Linked DNA regions of Mus musculus: region 1 is linked to region 2. The links are chromatin loops, found by intact Hi-C in ENCODE. Cell type or tissue: left cerebral cortex. All regions are shown on one strand. Links, peaks and the distances in the headings refer to the core of each region. The heading gives the core; the rest is flanking DNA. Region 1 overlaps Myl4 (myosin, light polypeptide 4). Region 2 overlaps Gm11639.

Evidence for each region. A loop is a pair of places that touch in the nucleus more often than their neighbours do. Peaks named below come from ENCODE experiments on the same cell type or tissue, not always from the same donor. Only the 100,000 strongest peaks of a DNase experiment are listed, where the experiment ranks them.
Region 1: it touches region 2 in a loop (2.2-fold over the local background); 2 of 42 quality-filtered maps call a loop at or near these places.

The regions. Positions count from the first base shown.
Region 1 is chr11:104,583,381-104,595,662 of GRCm38, forward strand. Myl4 (myosin, light polypeptide 4) reads left to right here. Exons shown (of 7, transcript NM_001355755.1): 3 at 598-747; 4 at 1,059-1,232; 5 at 1,557-1,634; 6 at 2,347-2,391; 7 at 3,705-3,835. The coding sequence ends at 2,375. Among named protein-coding and RNA genes, the nearest start is that of Myl4, 12 kb to the left of the region's middle. In left cerebral cortex, for the core only: a CTCF peak has its summit at 6,920 (motif pointing right); a DNase peak (open chromatin) is centred at 6,923.
Region 2 is chr11:104,852,372-104,864,653 of GRCm38, forward strand. Gm11639 reads left to right here. Exons shown (of 108, transcript XM_017314877.1): 26 at 166-270; 27 at 860-913; 28 at 2,121-2,234; 29 at 3,177-3,230; 30 at 4,603-4,707; 31 at 6,071-6,124. Among named protein-coding and RNA genes, the nearest start is that of Gm11639, 77 kb to the left of the region's middle. In left cerebral cortex, for the core only: a CTCF peak has its summit at 7,136; a DNase peak (open chromatin) is centred at 7,158.

The sequences.
Region 1 (12,282 bases), core at 4,886-9,885, 270 kb before region 2:
AAGAAGCAGAGGACCCACAGAGGTGTTGGTTTACCAAAGGCTACCAGTGGCTCTCAGTGAAGGTCTGGTGTGGTCGAACTGTGGCCCAATGTCACCTTGTCTGGCTATGGAGCTCTTTCAGCTGGAAACAGGCAGTACTGATAATAGGCCATCTCCATACCCTGCCACCTCTTGGGGACACTCACAGTGACAGGGATGATGGGAAAGCAGGAGGAAACTGAGACCCAGCCTGGCTTTCCTACTCTCCTAGGCAGAGCTGAGCTGAAAACCAGGGAAAGCCTCACGGGGCAAGGATGTTCTCACTGCTCCACGCTTTCTAGTCAGACTCACCAGGGAAGGGTGCGGGATGAGGAGAAACAGGGAAACAGTCAAAGCCTATAACTGACCGAGAGAAGAGAGCCAAAGACTAGTAGTGTTGGATAGGTCATGGCGTCCCCAGGAGGCTTTGGTTGTCAGAAGATGGGGTAGGAGCAGTTTCCAAGGACGGCCTGGAACAGTGACTGAAGGGATGTTACATCCTTTAACTACGTCACCGAGCAAATCCCAGCCACCGCCTTCTCTGGGGGCAGGGAGCTATAGCTGGGTGTCTCTCTACAGAATTCAAAGAGGCCTTTTCATTGTTTGACCGGACTCCAACGGGAGAGATGAAGATCACCTACGGGCAGTGTGGGGACGTGCTGCGGGCCCTGGGCCAGAACCCCACCAACGCAGAGGTGCTGCGCGTTTTGGGCAAACCCAAGCCTGAAGGTCAGTGTGGGGGTCAATGTCTAAATGTGATTGATTTCAGCACCCATACAGAAATGGTCTAATGACCCGGCCCAGCGCAGAATTACAATTACAATTACAAGGCGTTTGTTCTTTTCAATCCTATTGGTTTATCTCCATGACTCTGCCTGCCATTGGTGGAGCGTCTCACCCAGAAGCAGTTGGGACCTAAGCCTTGCACTGTCAGGGCTGGGAAGAGACCTCTTTCTCCCTCCCCTCTACCCGCACCCCTACCCCCACCCTGAGCATCTACTTACGTGGTGGTCTCTGTCTGCCATCATGCGCTTTGAAAGAGATGAGTTCCAAGACACTGGACTTCGAGATGTTCCTGCCCATCCTGCAACACATCTCCCGCAACAAGGAGCAGGGCACCTATGAGGACTTCGTGGAGGGGCTGCGGGTCTTTGACAAAGAAAGCAACGGCACAGTCATGGGTGCAGAGCTTCGGCATGTCCTTGCTACCCTGGGTACGTCCGCTGGGCGGGGATGAAAGCCGCATGCGAATGTCTGGATAAGAGGGGCCAAGGGCATAAGGTGGGGTGTATCTAAGGGCCCCCGCCTTTGGCAAATTCTAATCCAGGGCCTGTTTTCCAACCTTACCACTGTGCTGTGGGCAGAGGGGAGAGGCAGAGGGGAGAGGCCTCAGAGCATATCCGGAGATCCTGCCAGAGCTTTCGCTGAGGTGTGGCACTAACCATTTCAAAGACCCAGGGTGGGCTCTAAGCCTTATGAGTGCTTCAGTTCCCCCTATTTGGCCACTTGCCTTTAAGACCCCGTTCCCACACCCTCAGGAGAGAAGATGAGCGAGGCAGAGGTGGAGCAGCTGTTGTCTGGGCAGGAGGATGCCAATGGCTGCATCAACTATGAAGGTAAGGTCTTTCCTTGCTTTCTGAAGTGCCCAGGGGAAGAGCGGCGTGGGATGGGATGAGCCAGCCCAGAGGCTGCAGGATGTGTGTCTCAGATGGGTTGTGGCAGATTCTAACTGGGTGCTGTTTTCTCCATCTTGGGAGTGAGTATCTGGTATGATAGAAGAGACACTAACATGTATATTATTATTGTGCGTGTACATATGCTATGGGTGTGGGTACAGGTGCACATCCGTGTTCAGAGGTCAGAAGACAATTTTCAGAGATCAATACTTCCTTCTGCCATTGGTTCCTGGGGACTGAACTCAGGTTGTGAGGCTTTTGTGACAAGAGATTTTACCCACTGATCCATCTCATTGGCTCAGGAGAGCTCTGTGATAAACCATCCTTGTGACTTAGAACAAGTCACTTCCTATCTTTGAGCCTCAGTCTTCTCAGATGGGGAGTGGGCATGCTGACACCTTCCTTAAGGTTGTGGGGTCTGTAGTGACGATGCCGTTTATGCATTGTCTGTCTGACGTCAGCACAGAGGGGACACAGCAGAGTGTAGGGTCCCTTTGCTCTTATACCTTCTCCACCAGCCCTCCAATAAGAGAGCTGCCACCTGCAGAGAGGGTGTGGCAAGGTTGAAAGTATGGGGACAGAAGTTTAAGGAGTGGAGAGGAGGGCAGAGCTCCAGGGGGCGCTGTGGCTGATTCTCCTTCTCTTTTCCTAGCCTTTGTCAAGCACATCATGTCTGGGTAAAGCACGTTTCTCCAGGGTGAGTTCTACTTCTTCCTCAAGGTCCTTCTGGGGCTCATGGGCAGACAGTACCATGTGGCCTGGAAGTCTTGTGCCTGGGATGTGGGGCTAAGATAGGAGGGCAGCCTGGGGCTTGGGTGGGGGGTGGGGGCTCCAGCCCTCTCTCCTTAACTCTATAACCTCTTGCCCCCTGTCTTCTGCCTTCTCTGAGGTAAGGTTTCTATTGCTGTGATAAACACCATGACCGAAAGGTAACCTAGGAAGGGCAGGGTTTATTCGGCTTACAGCTCTCAGGTCCCAGGTCCCATCAGGGCTGTGGGAAGCCAGGGCAGGAACTCAGTGCAGGAAGCTGGAGGCAGGAACTGAGACAGAGGTCACAGAGGGGCACTGTGAACTGGCTTGCTCCTTGTGCTCCTCGTGGCTTTCTCAGCCTGCTTCTTACACAATTGAGGGGTGTCTCACAATTGAGAAGCCGTGTGAGTCCAATACTCCTAAGAACCGCGGTGGATCTCTCGCTTTCTCACACAGGGCCAAGCACCTGAAAGACAGTGCACTCCCTCAAGTGGACTGGACCTTCCCACATCAATCATTAATCAACAAAACAAAACAAAAAACAAAACAAAATCCTACAGATTTGCCTGATCTGATAGAGGCATTTTCTCAGCTGAGGTTCCTTTTCTCAGATAACTCAAGCTGGCATTAAAAAAAACCAAAACCGGGCTGGAGAGATGGCTCAGAGGTTAAGAGCACTGACTGCTCTTCTGAAGGTCCTGAGTTCAAATCCCAGCAACCACATGGTGGCTGACAACCACCTGTAATGAGATCTGATGCCCTCTTCTGGCACATCTGAAGACAGCTACAGTGTACTTACATATAATAAATAAATAAATCTTAAAAAAAAATCCCCTCTCCTTATGGGGGCTGGAGAGATGGCTCATCTGTTAAGAGCACTTGCTGCTCTTCCAGAGGACTCAGGTTTCATTGCCACAACTCACATAGGAGTTCACTATTGTCTCTAACTTCAGCTCCAGAGGAAAACAAAAACCAAAAACCAAAACCAAAACCCCCAAACAAACAGACAATAACAACAACAACTATCGGGCCATGTCCTGTTTTGACCTTTACTCTTAGACCCTGTTGTCTCTCCCTAGGTCTTTCGGGCCTGGGCACAGCACAGGCTCTGGGTGAGGCAAAGCCCACTCCAGGGTGAAGCCCCTGACTTATGCCTCTTTCCTTCAGCCCCTTGGTGTAGCGCCCTCGCAGTGATAGGGCTCTGATGAGGGCGTGGGATGTGGGAGCTGCACACTCTCTTCACCTGGCACTGTCTTTCAGGTGCTTGGCCCTGCGTGAGAAAGCAAGAGATCCACAGCGGCTGTTACTGTTACGGAGTATTGGACTCACATGGCTTCTCTGACCCACAACCTTCCCTGGAAATAAAGAGCCCCAGCTTGGAGTTTCATTAATCCCTCCGTTGATTTGTTTTTTGTTTTGTTTTGTTTTTTTAAACATTAATTAATGGAGTTAATTTGTGTGTGTGTGTGTGTGTGTGTGTGTGTGTGTGTGTGTGTGAGATAATGTCACCTGAGGCCTTGTATTCTTGAGAAACGATTTGGATCGTGGAGACAAAGCCAAAAGGCCGAGGATTCATCTAGAAGTAGAGGCGTCAGACACATGAGGGAGAGGCCTTTGAAGGGCAGGCAGAAGTAAGGACCACAAAGTTTCTTTTCTACCCTCCCCGCCCCTCAGGAGGTAGGAAGTGGGAAGTGACCCCCTGGGGCTGTCAGGGTCCCTCACCCAGTCTCTGCTTCTTCCTCTCCTTTCCCCTCCTGGAAATAGCTCCAGACCTGGAAACACACAGCTGTGATCCCAGTGGTGGAGAGGTGAAGGCAGGTCCGATCATCTTTAGCTACATAGTGATTTTGAGGCCAGCTTTGGCTACAAGAGATCCTGCTTTAAAAAAAAAATTAGCTCCGTGTTAGCTCCACACTTGCTTAGTCTATGTTAGGTCCCCAGCACTTTAAAACACCTAGAATACAGACTTTAGCGCAATAAGCAATTTTACAATCAACAGTGTTAAGGACAGTCACATTGTAGAGCTGGAGAGATGACTCATGGGTCAAGAGTGCTTGCTACTCTTACAGAGGACCCTGAATTTGGCTCCCAGCACCCATGTCCAGGGGTTCATATGCACTTGTATCTCTAGCTTCAGGGAGTCCAACGCCATCTTGGCCTCTGAGGACACCTTCATGCACATGTTACACACACACACACACACACACGCACACGCACACGTACACGCACACGCACCATCTTAAAAGGGGGAAAAGAAAGACTATTTACATGAAGTGGAGATGTCTCTCAATGGTAGAGCACTTGCCCAGCATGCAATGGGCTCTGGGTCCTTTCCCGGGAAGTACTTATTGGTGCCACCCACACCCCAGTCAATCAGCACTCTGTGTTTTGTGTATGTGACTTTGACTACTCTAGATAAATGAGCTCATGCAGCGATTGTCCTATCCATCCCGTGTCATCCATGTTGTAGTTTGTGTCTAAATTGCCAACCTTTTATAGCTGAGGAACACGCCACCGTGTTGTCCCAATAGAGCATGGGAGCATGGTTTTTATTTTTATTTTTTATTTTTTGCTTTTGGTCCTGGTTTCTTGATGTGGGCACATGAGGTGCTTCCTCTGAGCATGGTGCCCCTGGTACCTGAAAAACAGACCAGACTCACTACGTAGTGAGTTCCAGAATAGCCAGGGCTACATAGAAAGATCTTGTTTCATAAACAAAATCAAAGGGGAAAAATTAGATACATCTATAAAACCTCTAACAAAACAACAACAGCAAAACAATAGCCAACCCACCAGCCAAACCACACTCAAACAAAAACGGAAGTGCATTCACTGGTCTCCTTCCACTGAGGTCCAGGGCTGGTGTCATTGCTATCCTGCACACACCCTCAGGCACTGAAGTCCCTTGTATACTGTCTCCCCATGTGGGAGCTGTTCTGATGAGCTGAGGTGCTTGGTGCTTCTTGGCCATCTTGTCCACTGATGAAAAGGCTCTGGAGCTTTTCCTACTCTGTGGGAACTGCCATGGTCAGTATGTTTCCTTTGTTGTGTTGGGGACCGTCATGAAGATGGAAGAGATTCCTGTCCTTTTACCTCAATGGGGATGACTTAAGGAAGGCTCTGGCCCTGCTATGGGTTGATGGGAAGTGATGGGACACAGGGCAGTTGCTGTGAGGAAGACCCTAAAGGCCCGTCTCAGCCACCTCCGTTCAGGGTTCCATGGAGCAGTCTGCTCCAGGTCGGAAGTGCAGCTTTCTGGAAAGTCCCCTTATCAGAGGGAATGACTCGGAGGCTGTGAACAGAACCTGGCTTGGAGAATTCCCCCTCCCAAGGACGCCCCTGCCTTCTTCCCCAACTCAGTACCGAGTTCCTGATCCGGCCCACAGTCTCTGCTACCTGTGGGAAGGATTTGAGGAAAGTGGTCATTAGAGATGATGTGACCATGAAATTGGCACCTTTGAGGACAAATGCAAATTTCAGAGCGATAAACAAACAAACAAACAAACAAACAAAACAACCCACAATCAATGTCCTGAACTCTTACTGTGTGACTGTCCCTGTGCTGAGAAGATAACAGCCATTTCCAGCAGCCCAGGAGGTGGGAACTATAGTCCCCATTCAAGAACATTCAGATATAATAGTGATAGTAATGGCTGGGAACATAGCTCATTGGTCAGCTCTTGTCTACCATCTATGGCTCAGTTCCCATCATCATCATCACCACCACCACCATTATCATCAACAACAAAAATGCCCAAATATTTTTGAGTTGGTGGTAATTGTCAACTTGACACAATCTAGAATCACAGGAGAAGGTAGTCTCAATGGGGAATTATGTAATTAGGTTGGCCTGTGGGCTTGTCTGTGTATGAGGGATTATCTTGATTATATTAATTGAGGTGTGATGACCCAGCCACTGAGAGTGGTACCATTCCCTAGGCACAGAATACTGGCTTGTGTAATAGCAGAGAAAGCCAGGAGAAGCATATCACATCCACTTAGCACAACAAGAGCTGCCCCTTCCTCACTAAGGGCTCTGATCTCCCAGCCAGTTTTGGCCAGTTTTACAGTATCAGATGTGATTTTTGTTCTTGTGGAGCCAGTCTCCGATTTGCTACCATTGTGGTGGGGGTGCATCTTGCCTGACTGATCAGTAGGGCAGCAACATTAAAATTATTCTAACCCTTTGAGATACGACTCAGACTTGCCCCTTCCCTGATGCTTTCCCCACTGTTATAGATGAACACACCCCTTAAACAGAACTCTCAGCTTGTTCTCCGTAACAGAGCCACTGGGTTGAGACAGCTGAAGATGTCAGAGCTAGAGACCTTTTAGATTTCTAGGGTCGTGTAATCACCCGAAGGCAGTGTTTAGCAGCACAGTGCCACCATGTGCTTGGCGTCCTGCAAAAACCCTGGTTACTGGGTCATTTAAGGTAATGTATGTTGGTGATGGCTAGGGTGCCATGTTCAGTTCTTACCAGTAGATGGCGGAATTGCAACAGTGTGCTTCCAGCAGGAAGCCCGAGTGTGTGTCTGAGGTGCTTAGCCTGGGCTGGAAGAAACTCCAGGAGTCACTTAGCTTATCTTTGAGCCTTTAGACAAACGCAGAGCTTGTTTATTTTAAAAGGAAGCACAGCCGTTAGTTAGCCTGCAAGCTTCATCACAACGTTTGGCAATGCAGGTCACAGAGAGGACATTGTTGTGGAAATATGAATTCCTGGCATGACCCAGTTTGGCTCCTAAATCATGTTCCCACTTTGTCTTGGTTCCATAGCTTGTAAGGTAAAAAGGCAGACTGCGTCATGTTTAAAACTTTTTTCTTATGCTTAGTTAATTAATTGTGTGTATGGTGTGTGTGTCTGTGTTTAGTTGTGAGCTGTCTGATATGGATGCAGGAAACTGAACTCAGGTCCTGTGGAAGAGCAGAGGACACTCTTCACTGATGAGCTTTCTTGCTTGCCTTCTACTTCATTCATTCATTCATTCATTCATTGAGACTAGATGTCTCACTGAACCTGGAGTTCACTGATTTGGTACAACCAGCTGGAGAGTGAGCTCTAGGGACCCACTTCTCTCTCCCTCTATAGAGGGATTACAGACGATGCTGGCTAGTTTTACGTCAACTTGATACACGCTGGCATCATCAGAGAGAAGGGAGCCTCAACTGAGAAAATGTCTCCATAAGACTGAGCAAGCCTATAGGACATTTCCTTAATTAGAGATTGATGGGCCCAGCCCATTGTGGGTGGTGCTGTTCTGGGCTGGGTCCTGGGTTCTATAAGAAAGCAGCTGAACAAGCAAGGATGCACAAACAAGCCAGTAAGCAGCATCCCTCCATGGTTTCTGCATCAGCTCCTGCCTCCAGGTCCCTGCCCTCTCTGAGTTCCTCACTTCCTTCGGTGATGGACTAGGACGTGGAAGTGTGAGCCACATAGACACTTTCCTTCCCAGCTTACGGTTGGTCATAGTGCTTCATCACAGCCACACTACTCCTCACTAGGACACAGAGGTAGCTGCTGGAGGTGCTTTTGTATATGGATGCTGGGATCTGAACTCAGCTCCACAGCCTTATGTTGGATAGAAAGAATCTTGTGTATATGGGCTTTGAACCTGAAGTGGTGAGAGAGAACTCACTCGAAATAATGCACATGAGTAGATTTCTTTTCTTTTCTTTTCTTTTTTTTTTTTTTTCAAGACAGGGTTTCTCTGTATAGCCCTGGCTGTCCTGGAACTCACTTTGCAGACCAGGCTGACCTCAAACTCAGAAATCCGCCTGCCTCTGCCTCCCGAGTGCTGGGATTAAAAGTGTGTACCACCACGCCTGGCTGTTTGCCACTTTTTAACATTGAATCTGTCCGTCTATCTTTCTATATTTATTGGTTGATGAATGTGGTGTTTGTAGTTTTTTCTGTAGGTCTGTGTGTGTCTGGTGTGTGTGTGTGCGCAGGCGCACATGTGTGTGCACATGGATACAGAGACCACAGGTAGATGCCAGTTGTGCCCCACCCCCACCCCCACGCCTCCCTCTCCCTCTATTTATTTGGAGACAGGGTCTCTCAGGGAACTGGAAGCTCATTTATTTGACAAGGCTGGCTGCCCAACGAGCTTCAGGAATCTACTTGTTTCTGTATCTGCTCCTCTTCCCCCACCCCAGTCCTGTGGTTACAGGCATTGACCAGCCTATGCCAATTTTTATGTGGGGTCTGAGGATCCGAATTCAGATCCTTACCCTTGTGTGGCAGGCTCTTTACTACCCGAGCTAACCCCCAGACTTTAAGATTGTGTTTCAATCCCACTTTGAACTCAGGTGTTCTAAGGTTTTCTTTGCCAGCTCCTTGTCATAACTTGAGGTCTGTAAGGAGAGCACTTAGCTTTCCCCGTCCTGACGTATGAGAAAATGCTGTGGAACTCTTCCTTCAGCCCCGTCAGTCTCACCTGTTTCCTTATTTAATTGTTTGCAAACTACATAGCTAGAATTTCCCTGCCGAGTACCACTCATTCCTTGTGCGCAGAAACAGGAATTCTTAACCATAAAAGACTCTCGCAGGCCTCTGTGTACTCCTTTTTCCAAGAACAGGCTTTGTGCTTTGCTATCATATTTTCCGGGGGGGCGGGGGGAGGGGTCAGAGATCCATACAAGGTCAAGAAGTGCTGTTTGGAGCCTTTGTGGGATTCTGTTTATCTTCTCACTGGATGTTTTGACATTGCATCTGGCCAGGCCAGTCTTCCTCCCAGGCCACCATGAACTTGACAACAGTTCTTCTCATTTTTCCCAGAACGTGTGTTTTATTTCCATCCCCTGGTCCCTGACCCCTGACCCCTGACCCTTGCCCTTCCTTGGGGGCTTACTTTGGTTTAGGGAGGCAGTTGCTGCTTTTTCTCCTGTGGTCCCTCTTTTGGCAATGGGAACGTCCTCCCGGAACTCCTCTGCCTCAGCTCAGGGGTTGTCTCATCACAGAGCCGGCCTGCTCCTGCTCTGCTTCCTGACCCTTAGGGTTACACCTGTTTGTTGCCATGCCCCGTGCTCCCCCGGTGCTCCTTCCAGAACTTTCTGGATCTGTGTAGGGCACGTGCCCCTCACCTGGATGCAGACTCCCCTACTACTGGAGTCACATTTCCAATGTCCTTTTCTCAGAGCCTGATGCTTTGCACTGGGCTTCCATCTTCCGAGGACCACGGTCGTGTTCCCTCCCTGTCTTTGGCGCTCAGCACTTACAGGCTCCTTCCCCTCCTAGTTTAGCTTTTCTTTAGGATGGAGTCCATTGTCAAATAAGAATAATTTCCATCTCACGAACATTGGTCATATGTAAAAGAGTACTTTCAAAGATGTATGTATGTATGTATGTATGAATGTATGAATGTATGTATGTATGTATTTGGGTTTTTTTTCAAGACACAGTTTCTCTGTGTAGCCCTGGCTGTCCTGGAACTCACTCTGTAGACCAGGCTGGTTTCAAACTCAGTGATCCACCTGCCTCTGCCTCTGGAGTACTGGGATTCAAGGCCTGTGCCACCACCACCTGGCCAAAGATTTATTCTTTACTTATGTGCGTGAGTGTGTCTGTGTAGGTTTGTGCATGTGAGTGGAGGTGTCTGCAGAGTTGTAGTTGGTTGTGAGCTATCCAACTAGGGTGCTGGGAATAGAACTCTGGTTCTCAGCTGTACGTACTTTTAACGTCTGAGCCATCTCTCCAGCCTCTAGTTGCAAAGAATATTAGTCATTTTGTATTTGCCGACATCAGATATGCTATGACTTGTTGGCGACAGAAGCATCACGGTGTAACTGAGCTGATGTAGGGACAGAGAGCTAGAGTGTCTGTTTTCCATGGGAGACTTTGATGTCAGAGAACACGGTGAGCTAGCTGCTGAGTCTGGCTGGTTTGGTCTGATTTCACCTTCTCATGCCTGGGGCATCACAGGAGACTCAAATGATGGTCTCCTTAGTCCTGCTCCTTCTCCATTCAATTCCCACCCATCTCAGTTCTCAACTCAGTTCCTCTGAGCTTCCACAAGAAGGGACGGGGGCTGGAGAGATGGCTCAGCTGCTAAGAGGACGCGGGTTTGATTCCCAACACCCACATGGTTGCTCACAACGGTCTGTAACTCTCGTTCTAAGGGATCCAATGATCTTTCCTGACCTCCACAGGCACCAGGCTCACATGTAGTGCACAGACATACACACAGGCAAAAACCCATACGCACAGAATAAGAATAAATAAATCCAAATTAAAAAAAAAAGAAAAGGGCCAAGACTAATGTAAAAAGCTGTCACTAATTGGAATGTAGCGAGATTCATACATTACCTTGCTATTTATCTGAGGTATTTTATTGCTGATATTGTTTTAATTAGAATTAATTTTCCCTCTTTTCTCATCTCTTCTCACGGAAATAAAACCCAGAGCCTTGCTCATCATGCAGTGTCACAATCCCTCCTCGCCCTTGAATTAGAACAAAGCCTTTGTAATATATGCTAGTGCCTGGCTGATAGTTTGCTTGGACTTTTGAGTTGTTGTTGTTGTTTTTATAGACTCAAATAGCATCAAATTCTTGCCCTTAAGGAATATTAAGTCTAGCATGGAAGCAGAGTAGTGTCTTTGCACACCACATGTAAAGTGTACCAAGTAGAAGGCAGATGTTATAAGAGAGGCACTATAAAAGAAAATTGGGCTGGCCTGGTGGGATGGCACAGTGGTTAGAAACATTTGCTGTTCTTGCAGAGAATCCTGGCTTGATTTTCAGCACCCACACAGAATCATGATGATACATATACATACATATATTATATATAAATAAATGATAATATATAAATCATATATAATCTTTAAATATATATTCATATATTTAAATATATTTATACATTTAAATACATATATAAATATATTTAAAGATTTATTTATTTCATGTATGTGAGTACACTGTCACTATCTTCAGACACACCAGAAGAGGGCATTGAATCCCATCATAGATGATTGTAAGCCACCATGTGGTTGCTGGGAATTGAACTCAGGTCCTCTGGAAGAGCAGTCAGTGCTCTTAACTGCTGAGCCATCTCTCCAGCCCTGATGAAATATATTTTAAAACAATCCTTTGACATTCATATTGTTGTACCGCTGACTAAAGATAAAAGCCAATTTGCATGTAAAAGATGGATGTGCTTGGTCACTTTTAGACGGAGAATTAAATCACGTCTAAGCATTTAATTAAGAAAACAAATCTAGATCATCTTCAGTGTTTTCCTGAGTTGCTTGATACTTGATTTTTATAACCGTTGCTACAAAGAAAACCAATACATAGGACACAGTACTAATTTACACCAATACAGCATATGAAATGCTAGCAATACATTCAGGGTTATTTCAGAAATTGCTCCTCTCCTCCGATCTCAACCGAAAATTCATTTAACAATTAGGATTTTTTTTTTGTTTTTTTGCTAATGGAGAATTTCATGCATGCATATAATGTTTTGATCAAACCCACGTCCTATCTCCTTCCCTTACAATCCTTCTCCTAACCTTCCCTCCCATGATTCTCTTGCAGACTTATGAACTCTCCCTTTTCAGACTGACTTCGGAATCTCCTTAGTGCTGTCAGCACGTGCATAGCTACCAGGCTGTCTGCTGGACTGTGGGCAACCTCAAAGGGGCCACATCCATGAAGAGAGCCAACTTCCTGCCAGCAGCCCTTAATCAATTTTGGATGCAGTCCTTTGAATTCATTATACATAACCAAAGCTGACTTTTACCTCTGACCCTTCAACCCTGACCGTCCTGCCTCTATGTCCCAAGTGCTGAGATTGGAAGTGTATGTGTCACCACACCCAGGGCCTTGCCCACTGT
Region 2 (12,282 bases), core at 4,895-9,894:
GGGTTACATTGTACTTGTGGTTCCCCGTAATTCTCTGTGGATAAAGTGAGGCTTTGGACGTTTACATTTTGGCCTAGGAGATGATGCATTATCCAGGGAGTGAATTTTTTTTTCACTATTTTGTGAAATGTCTACCCTCTAATATTAGATTTAATGTTTTCAAAGGAAAAAAGATTCATAGCAGTGAAATGAAGGAAGTTCTGGAAGATATGGGGATAGATATCACAGATGAAGGGATCAGAAAACTAAAAGAAGTGTTGCCCTTCGATGGTAAGCTTTGAAAATACTGACTGCCAAGACCACCAGAGGGTTTCTCTTCAGAGCCTATATGAGTAGGTTTACAGTTTTGCTTATTCCTTCTGAAAACTAGAAATAGTTAGAAAACTAAAGGCACTGCTGCTTAGATTTCCCTGTCATCTACCAAACCCTTCAGCCATAAGTTTTGTCATTGGAACACGGAAAAGGGTCCTCTTCTAGACTATGGCAGCGACTGAATTCTAAGAAGAAAACAAAGGAAACTGTGAATAAGAGAAAGAAGAGGGGGCGGGAGGGTGGAGGGGGAGGGGAGGGAGAAAATTAGGAGGGAGGGAGGACAGGGAAAAGAAGGTGAAGAATGGGAGGAGGATTGCTTGACCATCATGTGCTTATCTCTGTTCTTAGTTACCAAAACTGTAAGTGTGCATACATTGTATGTGTACATATGTGTGTGTGTCACACTGAGACAGTATTCTTTCCTATTACTCTGTTTCACTAATAATGAGTTCACTCACAGAATCTTATATAGATGCCTAACTGAAGTAATAAAAGAGTTGAGCTCACGTCTCCCTTCTGACATGGTTTGCTCCATTTTTTTTAATAGCTTTGGACCATACATTTCAGAACAGAATGTTGGATGTTGTACAATGCATAAATGGTAAGTGAAGAGTGTGAAGAGAAAAGCAGAGACATCTGAAACCTTTAAGGTTTGCTTTAGTTGTTTCGAGCCTGAGTCATTGTCTATATCCCTTTGTGCAGATTGTCTATTCATATATTTTCATCATAATTTCTATGATACTGTCAAGGTCACAGCCTTGCACAAAAATACCACCACCACCACCACCACCACCACCATCACCACCACCACCACACACATACACACACAATATTCCTAGCTAGGTATAGCCATATATAATCAAAATATCTAGCATTTACCAGACTGAGATAGTGAGTCATGAGTTCAGTCAGACAAAAACAGAATGATACAGGAAAACCCTACCTCCAACAACATAAATAAACAACAACAATCTCAGCCTGGTCTACACAGTTTGTTCTAGACCAGCCAGGGCTACACAGTAAGACCTTAATAAGACACAACAACAGCAATCCCAAAGGCCTATTTTTAGGACATCTGCCCAGCAACTATCTGTCCAGCCTCCAACTGACATCACTCTTAATGATCTCTGCAACCAAAGTGGTCCAGTTGAGTCCTCCTCGTGTTACCTTCTTGCACATACCCATACTATATGATAAAAACTGGACATGGTGACCTATAACCCATCACAGCAAAGGGAAGATTCCCCAGATCTCATTTCATGGATTGTTTCTTTCTCTCCTCTCTCTCTCTCTCTCTCTCTCTCTCTCTCTCTCTCTCTCTCTCTCTCTCTCTCATCTCTATCATATCTGTTCCTGTTTCTGCTGTTTCTGCCCCCCCCTCTGTCTCTGTTTCCCTCTCTCTGTGTCTGTCTGTGTCTGTCTCTCTCTGTGTTTCTGTTTATGTCTCTGTCTCTCCGTGTGTGTGTGTGTGTGTGCATGTACAGAGGACAACTTGTTGGGAATTGATCCTCTCCTTCCACCATGACAGTCCCAGAGATCAAACTCAGTTCCTCGGGCTTGGAGGCAAGGGTCTCTCCCCAGTGAGCTTCCTTACTGTCTGGTTTCTGATTTTTATATTGGTTATTTAATGCTCTTATATGAGCTAAATGGAAGTTCAAACAAAATGAATAAAAGTCTTATTCATTTAAGTGCATTTTTCTCTTCTGTCTTCATTACAGTAAAAACTAAAACCTTTAAATTCAGATAGTGCATGTGCAAAAATACACTTGTGTCTTAAATTCCTTTTCTATTCCTGTGTGGCTTTACAGAAGGAGAAGTTAAACTTGGTAATGTGGAGTCTGTCCTGGAAAACCTGGGAGTGAAGCTTATATCAAAGGAGCAAGAGAGCCTAATGAGGATTCTGCTATCTGAGGAAGAGACCCGTAAGTTCATTAGTGTCTTAGAGGCGAGCTATGAACTAGCAAGGTGAGGCGGAAACAACTAGCCATGGGACTATGGATGCTTCGCACAATTGTACATGTCACATTGCATGTGGGGAGCACTGAGACCATTTGAAGGAATCAGTTCTCACAGTACATCACGGGGGTCTAAGTTCACTGGGCATCAAGTACCATTGCCTGCTGAGCCAATTGGTTGGCATTCTTCTAGATCTTAAGGTCACCATACACAGTGACACAGTCACAACCTCACAAAGACCAGAGTAAAGGTGCAGCTCAGAGACTAAGAATGAGAAGCAATGACTTAATTGTGATCTTTTTAATATTCCTCAAATAGTTGTCCTGAGTCCATCCATCATTTCACTCCCATGCTACAGTTTTTTATAAACAATATATATTTATGTATACATCTTATGAGCTTCATTTATTTGCTAAAAAAAAATCAGTTCTTTATCTTCAGCTCAGAGTCTTCCCTTATTGAAACAAAACAAAACAAAACAACTGATTTCTATTGTATCCTGCCTGTAAAGTGGTTTTTGCCTTGATAGTGCTTCAATCGTATTTAAGACTCAGTGTATTGCTTCTTGGAATTTTAGCTATGATCAAATGTAAAAATAGATACCATAAAGAGTCTCATTCCTACATTCTCAAAAGGGCAGGATGTGCAGGAGGGCAATTTTGTAGAAGGGAAGAATAGTGCTTTCTCGTTTTTCTATTAAAATTGGCATAATTTCCCCTCTGATATGTGGAGTTTAGATAGAATATCTGTGGTTTGTATTCTTAAGAGTGATAAAGAGATAAAGATAAAAGATATAGATTAAAACTTAATGGATTTTGGGTTGTCTCTTCTTTTTCAGTTTACCAGCTTCTGATTTGTTTTACATGAGGCTTTTAAAAATTAATGATAAAATTTGCATTTTCTTACAGATGATGAAAAAATTCCACTCAGTCAACTGATACTTGCAGTGACAAAAGTTACAGGTGAGAGAGAGCTCTGCTTAATGGCCTTCCTCTTACACCCACACACATTCTGATGCTTTCCGTCTGACTCTCACATTTCATTCTATCATTTTATCACTTCAGTTCAGAAAATATTTCTATGTAATTATCCAGAACACCAAGTGGCCAACTACAACTTTCGGCCAAATAATTTTTGGGGAAAACATTTTATTGTATGGTAGTCATCTCTGTTAGCTTCTGTACTATTGATACCTTCTCTCACACTGTCATGATAAAGCTATGTAGTTGTGATAAACATTTCATATTCCATGAAGCCTAAACTATCTACTTTTTTTCATAAGAGCATTTTTCTTCTCTAGACAATTATGGTTTACCAGTGAGATGGACAAATTTAAATTATTTTAACTGCCTTTTATACTCTAAGTAGTTCTGTGCATGATATATTACATGATCACTCTAACTTTGGATTTCCCATATTTAATATATGCCAGTGTAGTGCCTTGATAGAAAGTTCTCTATTCTCCAAGATATACTCTAAACTATACCTTAATATGTATACTATGAACTCCAGGAAGAATTTTTTTCTTGTTGCAATCAAAGCTTACGTATTTAACATTAAGTAAGAAAGCCCAGAGAACAGAACAGAAAGGTTGGGTCACAGTCAAAACGCTATGGACACAGCATGTGTTAAGCCATTTTAAGACAATACAAGAAACAAGTGAAAATGTGGTAAATTAACAGAGTTTGGGTAGAGTGCGTAATGGGTCCATGCTATGCAATCTAGGGCATACATGGAGCTAAAGCTCTGACATGTAGGCTGAGTCATTCCTTTTTGTTACTCATTTGGTGACAAAGAGCAGAGCTCAGAATTAAGCATGCAGACCGACAGATGACTAGTATTCTGGGCAAGGCCAACATCTCTCCTTTCAGAGAAATTCAGAGAGATGTCTGATAAACAGGAGTAGGTTGCAAACAAATATACAAAAAAGTAAACCTGAAATAGTAAATGTTCTTAATTTCTTAGTAGAAAGAAATCTGTACGGAGCAAAAGCACCCTGAGCTGAGCTAGCACATTAAGTAGTTAGATAAAACTAAAGATAATACCGCTCATAACTAAGGAAAGCAGAACTGCTGAATTTGGACCAACTGTCCCTGGTGTTGTAAATGATTTATACTCTCTAACCTGTGTCCCTTACGGCTGTGTCCCATAACTGGGGAGTCTCCATTTTAAGGGACAGTTGCTTTTGTGGTGATTGGTGTAATCGTCTCGAGGCACAAAGTGGGGAGCTTGGGAAGCTGCTGGTTAATAAGCAAATATTTATGTTTTCTAAATGTCAGAGGCCTTCCTGTCTCATTTACACTCTTACCTACATTCAGTTTCTTTATTTTTAAGGAGGACAAGTTAACATCAAAGATATAAAAAGTGCTTTGGAAAAAATGGGCATAGAGCTCACAGAAAATGAATGTTCCCAATTAGAGAGCCTGCTTCCAGTTAATGGTAAGCATTAAAAATGAACGAACAAACAAACAAACAAAAAACCCAAAAGCCAGCATAGACCTTTGGAGGCTCCAAGAGACTGAACTTCCAATTAAAAGAGCATTTGAGGGGTAGACCCAGCCCTCCCCCCACATATAGCATATGTACAGCTTGGTCTTCATGTGGGGCTCAAACAACTGGAGCGGGGCTATCCCAAAAGCTATTGTCTTTATGTGGGATATGTTCTTCTAGCTGAGCTGCGTTGTCTGGCCTCTGTGGGAGAGGATGTGCCTAGTCCTACAGTGACTTGAGGTGCTAGGGTGGGTTGGTAACCAGAGGTAAAGGGAAGGGAAGATGAGGGGAGGGGCCGTGTGAGAGGGGGTACTGGTAGACGGGTCCTATGATCAGGATGTAAAGTGAATAAATAAATAAATTAATGGAAATAAAAACCGTAAGTATTAAGAAGTCACATGAAACCCTACTTGTTTGTAAGCTAATTAAAACCATGATTTTTTTTCCTTTAGAAAAATAATTTGAGCAGAGGTCTCACATGTGGGTGAACAATAGATTTCCCAGAAGACATGGGTTATTAAATAAAAATCTCAGTGTCAGACTCAGGTTCCCTCCTTGTGACAAGTTGGTCAGAGAGGTCTCAGAGTCCCCCAGAACGATATAGAATACTGTCACTGTGCATTGTTCCCACCATAACTAGATAGCAAGAGCCTATTTGCTGAAAACACTGCATTCTTGGGTTATAGGGAACTCTCTTACTGCTGGCTGGCTTTCACAGCTCTAGAAGGGGGTGTACAGTCTGTGTGTTTTCATAGGGAGTGACACCACAAGTTTTGTTTAATTTTTTTTTTTAACTTTCATGACTACTTATATTTCAAAGCTAAAAACAAACAAACAAACAAACAAACAAACAAACAAAAAACTTTAGAAGCTATCCCACTCATTAGAAAGTAATCCAAACTATGCTATTGCAGTTTGCAATGATCTGCACCGTTAGTAGTTTATCTCGTATTAGAAAAAGGTGTGCCTACTTTTATTTTTTTTTTATATCCAGTGAGAAAAATAACTTCAAAATTCTACAGGTTTATGTGTAAAGGTGAATGGTTGAGAAAGTTCTGGGAGAAAAAAGTGGAGAAGTTAAAGAGAGGACAGGGACCAACTAGAACACCTCTGCTGTGGTCTAGCAGGGTGGAACGTTGGCTGTAATTCTCCCAGGACCTAGGAGGACACATTCAGAACATTTTTCAGTTTGAGAGTTGTTTTCCATCTTTTGTAAATCAGAAGTGCGGCTCTTCTAGGGTGAATCATGACGTTAGAGCTTTAGTAGTCCCTTGCTTCAGTGCCTCTGCTGACCTGATTTCTGCCCTCACAGCCAACGGGAAGGTGTACAAGAAGAGGTTGTTGGAAACGGCGGTTACCTCCAAATGTAAGTGACTACGAAAGGCTCGTGGATCTGAAGCTTGGGCGGTGTTCTCTGGGTTTAGAATCCTGTCAGTACGTTGTTATTTTTACAAGTGTATTATCTGTGTCGATTTTACCAAACATACTCTTGAACCATTCTTTTCATTCAAAATGCTTTTAAATTAATTCTTTGGGAAATTGTACAAATTAATGCATTATAAGGCATCTTTGTGCATGTATGTCAGTATGCTTTGTTCTCATTCTTACCATTGACACCCCCCTACACACACACACACACACACACACACACACACCCCTCATGCCCTCTTCTAACCCAGCAATCCCCTTTCTTTGCCCTGGTTAGTCCACTTTCCAGCTTCCTTACCACATACATTCCATGCCCTAATTAGGCCCCTTTCCAGTTTCCTTTTCACACATACTCCATTATCAGCTCCATTTCCCCTTAGCTTAAGATCTTTTCATCCTTTCTTCATTTCTACTTTCATGACATACATGCACATATGTAAATACCTGTAGTATACACACGCACACACACATATACACACACATATCCATGTATGTCTGTGTGTGTGTGCATGAACAGTCAGGAAAAAAGTAAAGTAAAAACAAATCCTACTAAAAGTAGAGAATAAGGAGAAAGTTGGAAAAAAGAAAGAAACTAGAAACTAGGAAAAGGAAAAAATATTGCCTCTAAATTTAAAAATGCATAGATTTAACTACATGAATATTTGAAGAGCAACAAAAAATATGCTAAAACTCAATAAAGTAAAAATACTATTATCTATGATGTAGTAATCTGTAATAACAGAAATCAAGGAATCACAGGGGTGGGGGTGAAGGAACAACAACAACAAAATGAGACAGGAAATGTTAAGAGTACCTTCACCTGGCCCTTAAATGTAGACTCTATTTACCCTTGTGATTTATGCTGCTGCTAAGTCTGCACTGATGAAATGTCTGGTATCCACCAGAGCTGTCTTGACCGAGGTAGTCTTTTTTCTTTGTGTACTAGGAACCTCTGCTGGAGACACTTAGCCTTGCATTCTGTAGGTTGGGCCGATTCCCTCCCTGTCTCGAGACTCCAGAGATCATGTGAAAGCTAATGATTTAACTAGAGGATGTCTCTTACACGCGTTCTCGCGACCGGCCAGGAAGAACGCAGCAAACCGGAATCTTCTGCGGCAAAACTTTATTGCTTACATCTTCAGGAGCCAGAAGCAAGAGCCAGAGCAAGAGAGCAAGAGAGAGAATGGCGAAACCCCGTCCCTTTTAAGGAAAATTATTCTCCGCCTAGGACGTATTACTCTTTGATTGGCTGCAGCCCATCGGCCGAGTTGTCGTCACGGGGAAGGCAGAGCACATGGAGTGAAGAACTACCCTTGGCACATGCGCAGATTATTTGTTTACCACTTAGAACACAGGATGTCAGCGCCATCTTGTAACGGCGAATGTGAGGGCGGCTCCCCACAGATCCCCCTTTTCTTTTAATAAGAGCAATAGGCCACCCATATTAATGAGAGTGGAGATAGAGGTCAAATCCCCAGTGTGCAGGTAAAGGAGCCGTACACATAACCTCCTTCCAGGTTTATCACCCAGAGGGGTCCTGGTCTGGTCCTGTGTCGTTTTACCTGGGGAGAAGGACACTTGGACACTCAACCTTCTTGAAAGATGACATGTCTCCCTAGAATAGGCTCATATATGCCGCAGAGCCCTTCTACTGCAGTGCTTAGCTGTGTAACTCTCTCGGGCTGCTGAAGCACACTCACTCTATCCCGTGCAATGAGACTAGCCTCGTGGGGTGCAAGAGCTGAATGGCCAGCGACCTATTGCTTAAGCATAGATATATCAGGGGAAGCACCATGTTCTAGTACTGCAAGTGCCTGGGCAATAACCACCTTGTCTCTCCTAGTTTGGGCCTTAAACTTACAGACCAACCAAAGAAGCAACACTCATCCACAGCAAAGTGTATCTCCAAATAATCCCACCCATACCCATTCTTTAAAGAAGGAAAATGCTGAGGAGATCCAATTGGGTAATCCTTTGGTCAGGGACAGGTCCAAGCGCGTGGAGTTGATCTGAAGTCTCATTCCCGAAGGGTCTGTTCAAATTCAGCCATCCAATTCTGTAACATATACTGAGAAAGACCTTTTGACAAATTAGCTGCCCTAGTAAATTTCTCATACTGAATGGAAGTAACGCACAATCTCGGAAACTTTTGTTCACATCCCAGCTGAGCTATTTGCCATAATGCATCTAGTTGTTCCTGGACAAGATCTATGCGTTGATTCATTTCTGCCCATGGAGCATTTTTGGGATTGGAGGATGGCGGCCGCTAAGCCTGCATTGGTGAGAGGTCCCCCGAGCTCCCGACAAACCCTGAGCCAATCTTGTAAACCTTTGTTCTTTCTTGGGGCTATGGCCGCTCGGCACTCCTGTGTGGCTTGCTCATAAATGAGCTGTTTTACCAGAGGTGCGGCTTGCTCTGAATCTCCAAAAATACGCTCTGCTGCCTCTGTCATTCTGGCCACAAAATCTGAGAATGACCCCTGAGGTCCCTGGACGATCTTTGTTAGTTGTCCAGTGGCTTCACCTGCTCGGGAGAGCGCCTTTCAGGCCCTAATAGCCTTTTCATCTGATTCAGAACTACTAAGAACTGGCTCCTTGAGCTCATCTAGTGATGAGTATAGGCTCCTTCTCCTAGAAGCCTCCGCTGATTGATCTTTTTTCTTTTCTTTTTCCTTCTCCTTCCTTCCAATCTCTCCCCAGGTATTCTTACCTGACCTAAACTTTTCCTCGGGTTCAAGACCCGTGGAAAGGCCTGTGTACTTATTTTGTGTACCATATTTCCTCTTTGCTCCTACTCTCTCTCCCCGCTTTACTTCTGATAGATTGCCCTGAATTTCATCTAGAATTTTCAGCCCTGTCTTAACCGCTTGATAACATGTGAAAAGGAACAAAAGGGCTCCTAACACTAGAGAAAGTTCAAGGCCAAACATACCTTGTAAAGCTATTTCCCACTTTACTTCTGATAGACTGTCTTGAATTTCGTTAGAAAGTTCAAGGCCAGACTTACCTTGTAAAGCTATACTTACGGGTACCCTGTTCCCCAGCTGAAGAGTTCCGAATTCACGCAGTTGAATCCTTCTCAACAGTCTGTTTTACGGGAACACTTCATTACCACCATTCCCCAGCTGAAGAGTTCTGAATTCACGCAGTTGAATCCTTCTCAACAGTCTGTTTTATGGGAACACTTCATTACCACCATTCCCCAGCTGAAGAGTTTTGAATTCACGCAGTTGAATCTTTCTCAACAGTCTGTTTTACGGGAACACTTCATTACCATGACCCGCAGTTCTGGTTCCGGAATGAGGGATCTTCTTTGCGCCGGTGATGGTAACCGTCCCGGGTTTTCTCATCTCAGGATTTCTCGTCCCGGGTTTTCTCCTCTCGGGTTTTCTTGTCCCAGGTCTTCTCGTCCCGGGTTTCGGCACCAACTCTTACACGCGTTCTCGCGACTGGCCAGGAAGAACGCAGCAAACCGGAATCTTCTGCGGCAAAACTTTATTGCTTACATCTTCAGGAGCCAGAAGCAAGAGCCAGAGCAAGAGAGCAAGAGAGAGAATGGCGAAACCCCGTCCCTTTTAAGAAAAATTATTCTCCGCCTAGGATGTATTACTCTTTGATTGGCTGCAGCCCATCGGCCGAGTTGTCACGGGGAAGGCAGAGCACATGGAGTGAAGAACTACCCTTGGCACATGCGCAGATTATTTGTTTACCACTTAGAACACAGGATGTCAGCGCCATCTTGTAACGGCGAATGTGAGGGCGGCTCCCCACAGATGTCTCCTGAGTGCATTGGGAATCTGGAGAGCCACTGCAGCACTAAAACTGGTACCAGGTCTTCCTGAGTGTTAATATCCTTGCTACAGGGATTTTATTGTGGGTATCCAGTATACTCCTGAACAACATCAGTGTTCTAAGCCCATGAAACAGCAAATAAAAGATAAGCTACTCCAGAGTTTGATCTCCTCCTGCCTTCAGTCTCAAAGCTATCAAACTCTAGCTTTATTCTTAGTTGATGAGATCTGCTCATGGCTAGCTCTTCTACTCCATCTTCTGAGTGTTCTTTGACTTTTAGATGAAGGAGCTGGGTAGTAGGTAGATCCACTGTGTCTTAGTTAGGGTTTCCATTGCTGTAAAGAGATACCATGACCAAGGCAACTCTTATAAAGGACAACGTTTAATTGGGGCTCGCTTACAGTTTCAGAGGTTCAGTTCATTATCATCACAGTAGGAAGCATGGCAACATGCGAGCAGACATGGTGCTGGAGGATCAGAGAGTTCTACGTCTTGATCTGTCTAAAGGCAACCAGGAGAAAACTCTCTTCTGCAGGCAGCTAAGAAGAGAGTCTCTTCCAAATTGACTAGAGCTAAAACATAGGACCTCAAAGCTCATCCCTACAGTGACACGCTTCCCCTAACAAGGCCAGACCTCCTAATAGGACCACTTCCCATGGACCGGACATATTCAAACCACCCCATTCCACTCCGTGTCCCACAAAGGCTTGTTCTAACTAATGAGTTTATGGGGGTGGGGCATACCTAGCCATAGCATAATGCAAAATACATTTAGTCTAGCTTCAAAAGTCCATCGTGTCTTGCAGTCTCAACAATGTTAAAAGTCCAAGATTCAAAGTCTGTTTTGAGGTTCACTCAATCTCTTAACTATAATCCCCATAAAATCAAAATAAATAAGCAGATCATATACTTTCAACAACACAGATATATATATGTCCTGGTCTCCGGTCTCCACAGTCTCCGGCCCGCAGCAACAAGAACGATTCAGACACCAAGTTGGGTTCACGCAGCAACTTTACTTCAGGCTTTTTCTTTTACAGCTCTCTTCCCCAGCAGCTTCTTCTTAGGGCAAGGGCTAAACTACTCCTATTACAACAGCTTCTCTTACTCTACTACTCATGGCTAGGGCTAAAACTACTCCTCTACTCTCGCCAACTCACCTCCTTCTAGCTCCACCCCACCTCATCCAATCAGAATTCACACACGCTCCAGGCACGAGCTCAGGTCATTCACAGATAGACTGACAGGTCCCGATCACGAGGAACAGTCCAGGCATGCAGCCCACGCATGCAGCCTCACTGCGCATGCTCAGGCAAGGCAGCAAGTGGGTTTCACAGGGCCTGTGGTGGCACCGCTTCCTGCAGATATATATTACTATTCCAAAATGTTATAATGAGGAAATACTGGACCAAAAAAGCAAGACCAAAAACCAGGTTGATAAACTCTAAACTCTGAATCTCCATGTCTGGTGTCAAAAGCACTCTTCAGATCTCCAACTCCTTTCATCTTTGTTGACTGCAACACATTTCTTTTTCTTGGTCTGGCTCAACTCCATTAAGAGCTTTTCTAAGCAGGCATTCCATGCCTCTGGCATCTCTAACATCTTGGGGTACCCAAGGGAACTTCAATCTTACAGCTTCTTGTTCTAATGTATGGGATCCACACATGATCTTCTGTGCTCCTCCAAAGGGTCACTTCTCCAGCTTTGCCCTCTGTAGCATTCTAGCTTTGGTTGACTGCACTCCATTGCTGCTGCTTGTTCTTGGTCAACCGATGGTACTGGCATCTCCAATATGCTGGGTCTTCCAATGCAACTATACTTCACAAATAGGCTCTCATAAGTTCTCTTCGTGGTGTTAAGCCTCAACTTCTTTGCGTGACACATTCAGTCTTGGTCTGTCAACTATAACTGAGGCTGTACCTTTACTAATGGCCTTTCCTGGCCTCTCAGAATGCCAAGCTTCAACTGTTCTTCATGAACCCTTCATGTCTACAAAACTAGTACCACCTAGATGATTCTTATACATTACCAAGTTCAGTTGCAGCATGAGGTACAACCTTGGATATCTCTGGAACACAGCTTTTTGTGCATTCAGAAAATACTTCACAGAATATTTTACCTCAGTGATGCTGGACTCTTCTTAATCACCGCTAATTTCTCAGCTCCAGCTAATCAGCATCAATTGTCCCAGTAGTTCCTTCTATTATTGACTCTAAAGCCAGAGCCACATGGCAGAAGCTTCCATGTTCTACTGCTTGCTGGGGCTGGAACATGGCCCCCTTGTTCCATTACATTATCACCAG